Regions from separate parts of the Homo sapiens genome. Here region 2 is linked to region 1. A link is a contact called in ENCODE Hi-C or POLR2A ChIA-PET data. All regions are on one chromosome and are shown on one strand. Each heading gives the region's core, a stretch centred on a gene start or an enhancer-like site at or near the end of the contact. The rest is flanking DNA. Distances are from core to core; before and after follow the strand shown. Region 1 overlaps HDAC9 (histone deacetylase 9). Region 2 overlaps HDAC9 (histone deacetylase 9).

Region 1 (3,666 bases), core at 330-2,829:
GGCGTCTCACAGGCTGGACTGCAGTGGTGTGATCTGGGCTCACTGCAACCTCCACCTCCCAGGTTCAAGCAATTCTCCTGCCTCAGCCTCCCAAGTAGCTGGGACTACAGGTGTGCACCACCATGCCCAGATAATATTTTGTATTTTTAGTAGAGACAGGGTTTCACCATGTTGGCCAGTCTGGTCTCAAACTCCTGACCTCAGGTAATCCACCTGCCTCGGCCTCCCAAAGTGCTGGGATTACAGGCTTGAGCCACTGTGCCCAGCCTTTTAATTCTTTAAATATAAAATGAAAGCTTTGGACCAAAAAATGTATTTGACAATTTTTTTCCAGAAGCACCAAATTTTGACAAAACATAAAAGAGTTCATTTCTCATCACACGTCAACTTTTTAAACATTTCCTTTACTTGTTTGCATTGAAATGGAGTTCAATAGAACTCCAACAGTAGAAGTGTGGTTCTCGGAGGTTAAGGGTATTGAGTTTTGCTTACACAAGCACATTAGAGGCCGAACTACATTGTATAGTTAAAGAGTTAGGGGGTAAAAGTATGAAAGGAACAGAGGATTTTTTCCTTTCCATTTTCTTATTTATAGGAAATCCAGTATTTTGTCTATTAAAGACTGTCAAGGAGCAACATATAGGTCATGCATTAACTTGATTTTCTTTAATCATAGGGGAAAAATGACTTTTTATATTTTTATAAGGTTTTCAAAACTTAAAGTTTTTTTCAAGAGTACATTTCTCATTTGGTTCTTAATTACATACATATTAGCACATCACAGGAAAGAATTTAAAGAAATTAAATTAAGATAAATCATTCAACAATTTCCTGCAGTTTATGTCAAGTGGTTTAAATTCTTATTTTCTTAAGTAAAAGAGTAATTTGAGTGTAACCACATTCCTTAATAAAGCATATTTATATGATGCTTACAGTTTGCTAGTCCACTTACTTACTTTCCAAATCATTCAGATCCACACATATCTCAACAACTTAGAAACCAGTTAAGAGAATTATTCTTCCTGAGGTTTCTGAACACTAATTAATAATAATTATTATAATAAATGAATGAACTAAGAATAAAGTAAGTATAGTTTGAAGCAGGGGAGAAAAGAGAAAAATTGGTGAGTTATTCTTATTACCATGCATTAAGTCAATAGACAATGCTGAAAGTGAATAAAGCAAGAATATTATTTAAAGACAGAGAGGTTGCACTAGAAGCATACGAGTAAAAAATTGTTAAAATGGCTAATATGGGAGGCAGGGCTGGAGTACTGAAACGAGTCGGGCTGAAGCTGAAGTGAAATAGAGGATAATTTCTTTTCACTGTAAGCCTTTATATACCGATTGATTTTTTTAACTATGTATCTATATTTAAATTCTCACACTTTTATAAGTGTTACATATATGTATTTATATATACATATACACATACATATATAAATATATATTTTATATATATAATTAAGCATTCAAAACTTTTACAAACATGAAGTACATCAGAAGACTGTGACACTGGGGGAAATCCCTCAGGAAGCTGGATGGAGCCAGATGGTGAGTTCACAATGCATGACCAATAGCCTATTTCTGAACTTTGAATAAAATAAAAAGTTAATGAATGTAAAATAAGAAACTTCACACCCTTTCAGAGACTTCTCAACAAGTTTCTTTTTTTTCTAGAAGATTTTGCAGTAGCTAAAAATCCTCCCTGCCAGCTCATTAAATGGAAAACCAGTATAAATCATTTGTTAGAGCTACACAGCATTAGAAGTAGCTTTAGCAAGGGTGCATTTTTTTTTTGTTCAACACCATTGAACATTGTTTCTATTCTGAAGCAGTCATGTGTTGGCTAACTTCACATCAGCAAGTGTCCCTCAACTCTGGGGACAGCTTCCATAAAGTGTTAACGACATTGTTTTCAGATAGAACATACATTATTTTATAATTGTTCCATTCTTTTTTGTTTTGTTTTAAGACAGGATCTCACTCTGTTGCCCAGGCAGAACAGGAGTGGCATGATCATGGTTCACTACAGCCTCAACCTCCCCAATCCTTCCACCTCAGCCTCCCATGTGCCACCATGCCTGGCTTATTTTTTTTATTTTTATTTCTATTTACGTAGAGACTGGATCTTGCTTTGTTGCCCAGCCTGGTCTCAAACTCCACTTGAACTTGGGTTCAAGTGATCCTCCTGCCACACCCCCCCAAATTGCTGGGATTACGGAAGTGAACCACCGTGCCCGACCTGTAATTATTCCATTCTTAAAGCACTAAATGTGTATTTTAAAAAAATAATTACAGTAGAAATTAAATCTAGTTTTTATGGATAAGTAATGGGACAAGCAGAGCAAAATGCTGGATTTTATGATTCATTTTAAAAGAGTGAATGTCATGGAAAATCATGAACCACATCAGATCAATGAAAACCAATAAAGATTTAAAAAAATTGGTGCAATAAAGATTTTAAACATTGGTGAATCCAATGAGTTCAAGACTCTTTCCTCAACAATGTATGAATGCATTTTCTTAATTCTAAAACAACTAAAGAAATGATTGAGAAAAAACAAGTCTATGGATGAAATAAACTACATAATGTATATAACCATAAATACACGAAATACACACAATTATCAGTTTTCTTTTCTGTTATGTTAAAGTTATTATGGGAAGCTTCTCAAATTCTTTTAACAAACAAACCCTAGGGACTAATCCACTAACTTCCTCAATCTACTTTGGCATCTACTTTGGAAATCTATACAAGCATTCATGTAAATACCAAACTAAGTGTTGGATGAAAACTTAACTTGGAATTGGCTAAAGTAAAATCTCTGTCCTTATTCTGGGACAATACCTCCCCATTTTTATTGGCTGCTTTCCTACCACTTTTGATTTGCTTTTATGCCCATCTTTTTATTTACTTTTATGTCCTATGCCAACTGACAACCTTAGGAAGATGAGGAAGGAAAAGAAGGGGGAAGGAGATGAGAGGCAGCTTTCCTTGGAAGGTTATCTGGATGACATTTGACCATTTTTCAAAAGATTTTTTTTTTCTTCTCTGGTTATTTTCTGTCTCCTATTTTTAATTTTCTTCTTGGCTACAGAAATTTTCCACTCATTGTTATTTTGTTTAGCTGTTTGAGGCTCTCTTAACATTGAGTCATATAAGAAAAAAGGTTTAATACCCAGACAAATGTTTGGGAATAAAGAGATTCACATGACAGAAGGATAAAGACATCAAGCAAGAAAACAGAAATGTAATACAAATACCCCAGAAAAACTCTGATGGCTAAAATAGCCATTTTATCTCATGTTTTTTACTTATGTGGTTCCTTTGTAAATAGGTATAATTCCAAATATGCACACCCTAGACTGGGCAGGAAATTGTTAAAGTTAGAAAGAAGAGTGGAGGTAGAGAGGTATCACTTTCTAATAATACTTCATATGTTGAAACATGGTCAACTATATTCCATAATAAGTCCCATGCTCATCGATTCCTGTCTCCTTATGTATCTATCACTACTATAAAATTCATTGTTATTAATACTGTTAGTACAAAAGTATTTGTAAATTGGTAAAATTTTATCACTTTTAGAAATGATTTCCTAGAATAAAATTCCTATTAAAGGGAATTATTCTGGTACATAATTATGAGTTTGCTAAGTAATT
Region 2 (4,100 bases), core at 162-2,661, 36 kb before region 1:
AATGAGCACTAGACAGGTTACAGTTAGCTTTGCCATTGTCACATATACAATATTATTTTTCAGTGTTTTTTATCTTGCATATTTAATAATATGGTAAATATTAATTTAGAATGGTCCTAATGAAAGATCCTGTATAATATTCCATAGTAAAAGATTCAGGAGTGTTCTCCTAAATTATCTCTTTTTCCATGAGACAGAGATTGTATACCCTTCAATAAGCTACAAATAGAACAAATACTTATTGAATTGAAATTTCTTTTAATAAATTATAGCGAAAGACATACATAGACTGTTCCAATCTGTGCAGCAGTTGCTACATAATTCTAAGCTTACATATATATATATATATATATATATATACATATACATATATCCTGTATGTATAAACTAACAAGGCCCCAGTATATTTTATAGAAACCAACATTGGAATGGGTTTTGCAAAGGGATGGTTAGAAATTAAAGGATATTCTGCTTATTTGACATTTAAATGTTTGTTAATGTGTGGGTTGATATAGTTTATTCTGAATGTTTTAAAACCTTGAGGTTTTAAAGAAACATCTTATACACCTCAAAGCTGCAATAATAATACTACAAGTTTGGCTATCACCCTAGTAATAGATCTGTAGTCAAACCACTACAGAAATTTTGTGCTTCATGCAAGATAGTTCTGGTAGTTAGGTATTGTTTAAAAACTATGGGAAAAATATTTACCCAAATGTTGTTCCAGATATTAATGCAAATTTAAATTTATATAACCCAAAATCATAGGAAATACATTGCTAATCATAGAGCTTAGCAAAGGCATTCTGAATCAAATGGCTTCTGCTTATTTTCCACAAAATTTATAATATAACTTAGATTAGACCAGTAGAATATTCAGTAGCTAGAGAACACATTATACAAAATTTTAAGTTCAAGCTTTTAAAAAAATGCTTTAAATGAATTGCTTGGAATTTATAAATCTTGAAGCTAAAAAGGTAAGTATTATCATGGTTAAACAAAAGAAATGAGAGAACAACAAACAGTGCAATTTGTCTCTATGCTAAGGTAAATGCTCTTGTATAGGGGTTGTTATTCAGGTTTCCTCGCCTTGCCCAGTTAGGGGGGAGAAGTATAGCCATAGAACCCCATGCGATTCCTTAGTTCAACATAGAAATTCAACCCGCCACATCAGGCCTGTCTTGGTTAGATTTACGTAGGCGGTTCACTTGGGCTTATTCCCCTCGAGATAAATTTGGCATGCTGCAGGACATACTCAAAGCCAAGGTTCAAAAACTACTGGGCATGTCTGGAGAGCAGGTGGGGCTGGCACTGCAGATGTCTATTTGCATGAATGACTAAGGCACCACCTAAGAAAAACTCATCTTTAGCAAAGAGGAAGCTAGGCCTTGCGACACACTTGACCTGATAACCTCAGGACCTGAGGGAAGGTTTGATTCTGAACATACGGTATGGTACATCCTTCCTCTGTCTTCTCTCACCTCCAGGTCCTAGAGTACAAACCTACTACATCCACTACACTCCTCTGAAAATGCTTTACCAAACTCGTTGGTAACAAACCTTTGTCATCTTGCTTGATTCTCACAAGCATGGGATACAGTTGTTTTAAAGAACAAGTAATGAATAAATTAACATCTCTATCAGTCTACTCTCAATTGCTTGCTAATGCCCAATACCTTGTCAATGTAAAGAAACAGAATTTGGCAGAAAGAACACTGCGTCTCCAGTTCTAGTCTTGATTAGTCCACGTCTATGGATCCTGGGTTTCTCATGTATAAAACAAATAAAACCAGGGAGGTAAAACAGTGATTCCCAAGGCTTCCTCTACTGCCAAAGCTATTCCCTCCCCACCTAAAAATTGTGTGTATGTGTGTGTGATTTACTTTTTTAGTCTTTATCAGAAAGTATATCTCATGCAAAAGGCAACTGCTGTTGGCCTTCATTGACTTCTTTGGGTAAATCAATAACCACCATACATAATAGATTCTGATGTAAAGAAAGGGAGAGGTACTAGGAAGCAAGCGGGATCCCTACCAGATAAGAAATGATAGAGAATTGAAAGCAGGAACTCTGAAGAAAGCTTTATCTAATTAAAAACTACCCTAGGACAGGCTTTGCCTGATATATAAAATTCAGTTGTGGTCAAAATTGTTTTATTCCTTGATTGTGGTATTTGGAAACCTCTCCTCTAACTTTCCATAATAAATAGCAAAATATTACTTTCCATTTTCTCTCTCAATGAAAACACCACTTTCTACAATAGTTGCTTCTTAAGGGGGTGGAATGCACAAAAATATCTACTTTTTGTAATGTTACTTAGCAAAACAAGAATAGACATTTTCCTCACTTAAAAAGTTTTTACTATACAGTAATATAATACCCAGTTTGAGAAAAATCAGAAATATTATTCTGATCCTATGAAATGTGATGGTTATTCAACAGCTCCCACATTGCTTAATAAAGAAACAGAAAATTGCCCAGAATTAGAAACCACTAAGCCAATTAAAGTTGCCAGGGTAAAACTGAAAAAAAAAAAAATTATCCACATTATAAATATCTTAGAATACTTTTCTTTCTTTCTTTCTTTTTTTGGTTAACATAAAAAGATTTCATTACTTGCAAAGGCTTATATAAATAAAATTAAAACAACATCACCAATTTGCTTTTATTATTTCAGTGCATTTAGATATTTCAAAATGCACCTTTGTTTTTTGGCTGAAAGAATTCCCCACCCTTTTTTTTCTTTTTTTCTACAGAAGTACCCTACACTGTCCAAAATATGTAGTCCTGTTCAACAGCTAAAGAACTCTTCTCCTCCTCCCTCTCTAATTTGGCTTCAAGTCAAGGCTGTTTTTCTCATTCCAACTGTTTTGGACATATGCTGGCCCAACTAACAATGGTAAACACAGCAAGCTGTCTCTGATATGATGCTGATTAAGTAATCTTGTGAGCAAGTAGAGTTTGGATATTAAGATGCTGAGGAAAAAATTACTCACAGAAATTCTCTACCCTTTGAAAAATATTTGGATTCTTGATTTTACATTATATGATAAACAAACCATGGGATATTTTTTAAAAAATACATTTATTTGGCTGAGCACAGTGGCTCACGCCTGTAATCCCAACACTTTGGGAGGCTGAGGCGGGCGGACCACCTGAGGTTGGCAGTTTGAGATCAGCCTGACCAACGTGGAGAAACCCCGTCTGTACTAAAAATACAAAATTAGCTGGGTGTGGTGGCGCATGGCTGTAATCCAAGCTACTCGGAAGGCCAAGGCAGGAGAATCCCTTGAACCCGGGAGGCAGAGGTTGCGGTGAGCCAAATTGTGCCACTGCACTCCAGCCTGGGCAACAAGAGTGAAACTCCGCCTCAAAATAATAAATAAATAAATAAATAAATAAATAAATAAATAAATAAATAAATAAAATACATTTATTTGATGCTGGCTTAGGCATTTGAAATATGAAAGAGCCTAAGATGTGGTCATTACATTCATGGATTTTCCAGTTTAAAATAAGGGCAAGTAGAGGAAACAGTGGAAGCCCAAAGATGAGCTTAAAATAACATTCTAAAGACATTGCTTCATCTTACAGAAAAATAAAAAGGTATAAAATTGAAATTTTGAGGACTTTGAATAGTGTTTCAATAAAATCTAATGGTAAAATGTTAATACAAAAGTAGTCTCTTAACGAAAAGGAATAGGTATAGAGGCCCAATGTCAATCATAAGCATGTGGTACAAGATACTTGGAAGAAATATAAACATTATAGTGCATATTATTCCTATTTAGAATAAAAAAATAAAAATGGACATCTTCTATCCTGTTTTTGAATATTAGAATTGCGCACTTATTTTTCATTTAGCTTAGACTGCTATATACCAGCTTCCTCTCAGTATGCAAATAGAATAGATAAAACCAAACTGTAAAATAAAGCCAGGAATACAAATTGTCTTTTAAAAAATACTTGGAAGCTTAATAGAAATAAGCAAGCCCCAAAAAAAGGGATTACCTCACACTTGATAAAACTGTAATTTCTCATTTATTTATCAATAAAGCTCTTACTGGGTTAGTACTACCTATAATTTGACAGACATAAAA

What was found. A loop is a pair of places that touch in the nucleus more often than their neighbours do. ChIA-PET counts read pairs that join two places held with the same protein, here RNA polymerase II (POLR2A). Pooled maps may share reads with other maps.
Region 2: a map of B cell shows a loop between it and region 1 (5-fold over the local background). The contact joins two enhancer-like sites. A Hi-C loop is called at or near these places in 3 of 168 maps with a recorded cell type or tissue (B cell, Calu3 and OCI-LY7), 7 of 37 single-sample maps with no recorded cell type and 6 of 50 pooled maps. POLR2A ChIA-PET finds 5 or more read pairs at or near these places in 6 of 52 experiments (B cell, HEK293, MCF 10A and 3 more).

Annotation. Positions count from the first base shown.
Region 1 is chr7:18,528,569-18,532,234 of GRCh38, reverse strand. The region is part of intron 2 of HDAC9 (histone deacetylase 9); the gene reads right to left. Among named protein-coding and RNA genes, the nearest start is that of HDAC9, 35 kb to the right of the region's middle. Within about 2 kb of position 1,579, at least 3 of the 41 ENCODE cell types and tissues checked have a DNase peak (open chromatin) inside an H3K27ac peak, as active enhancers do; they include B cell and OCI-LY7, where a contact is called at or near this core.
Region 2 is chr7:18,564,287-18,568,386 of GRCh38, reverse strand. All of the region lies in intron 2 of HDAC9 (histone deacetylase 9), which reads right to left. Among named protein-coding and RNA genes, the nearest start is that of HDAC9, 71 kb to the right of the region's middle. Within about 2 kb of position 1,411, at least 3 of the 41 ENCODE cell types and tissues checked have a DNase peak (open chromatin) inside an H3K27ac peak, as active enhancers do; they include B cell and OCI-LY7, where a contact is called at or near this core.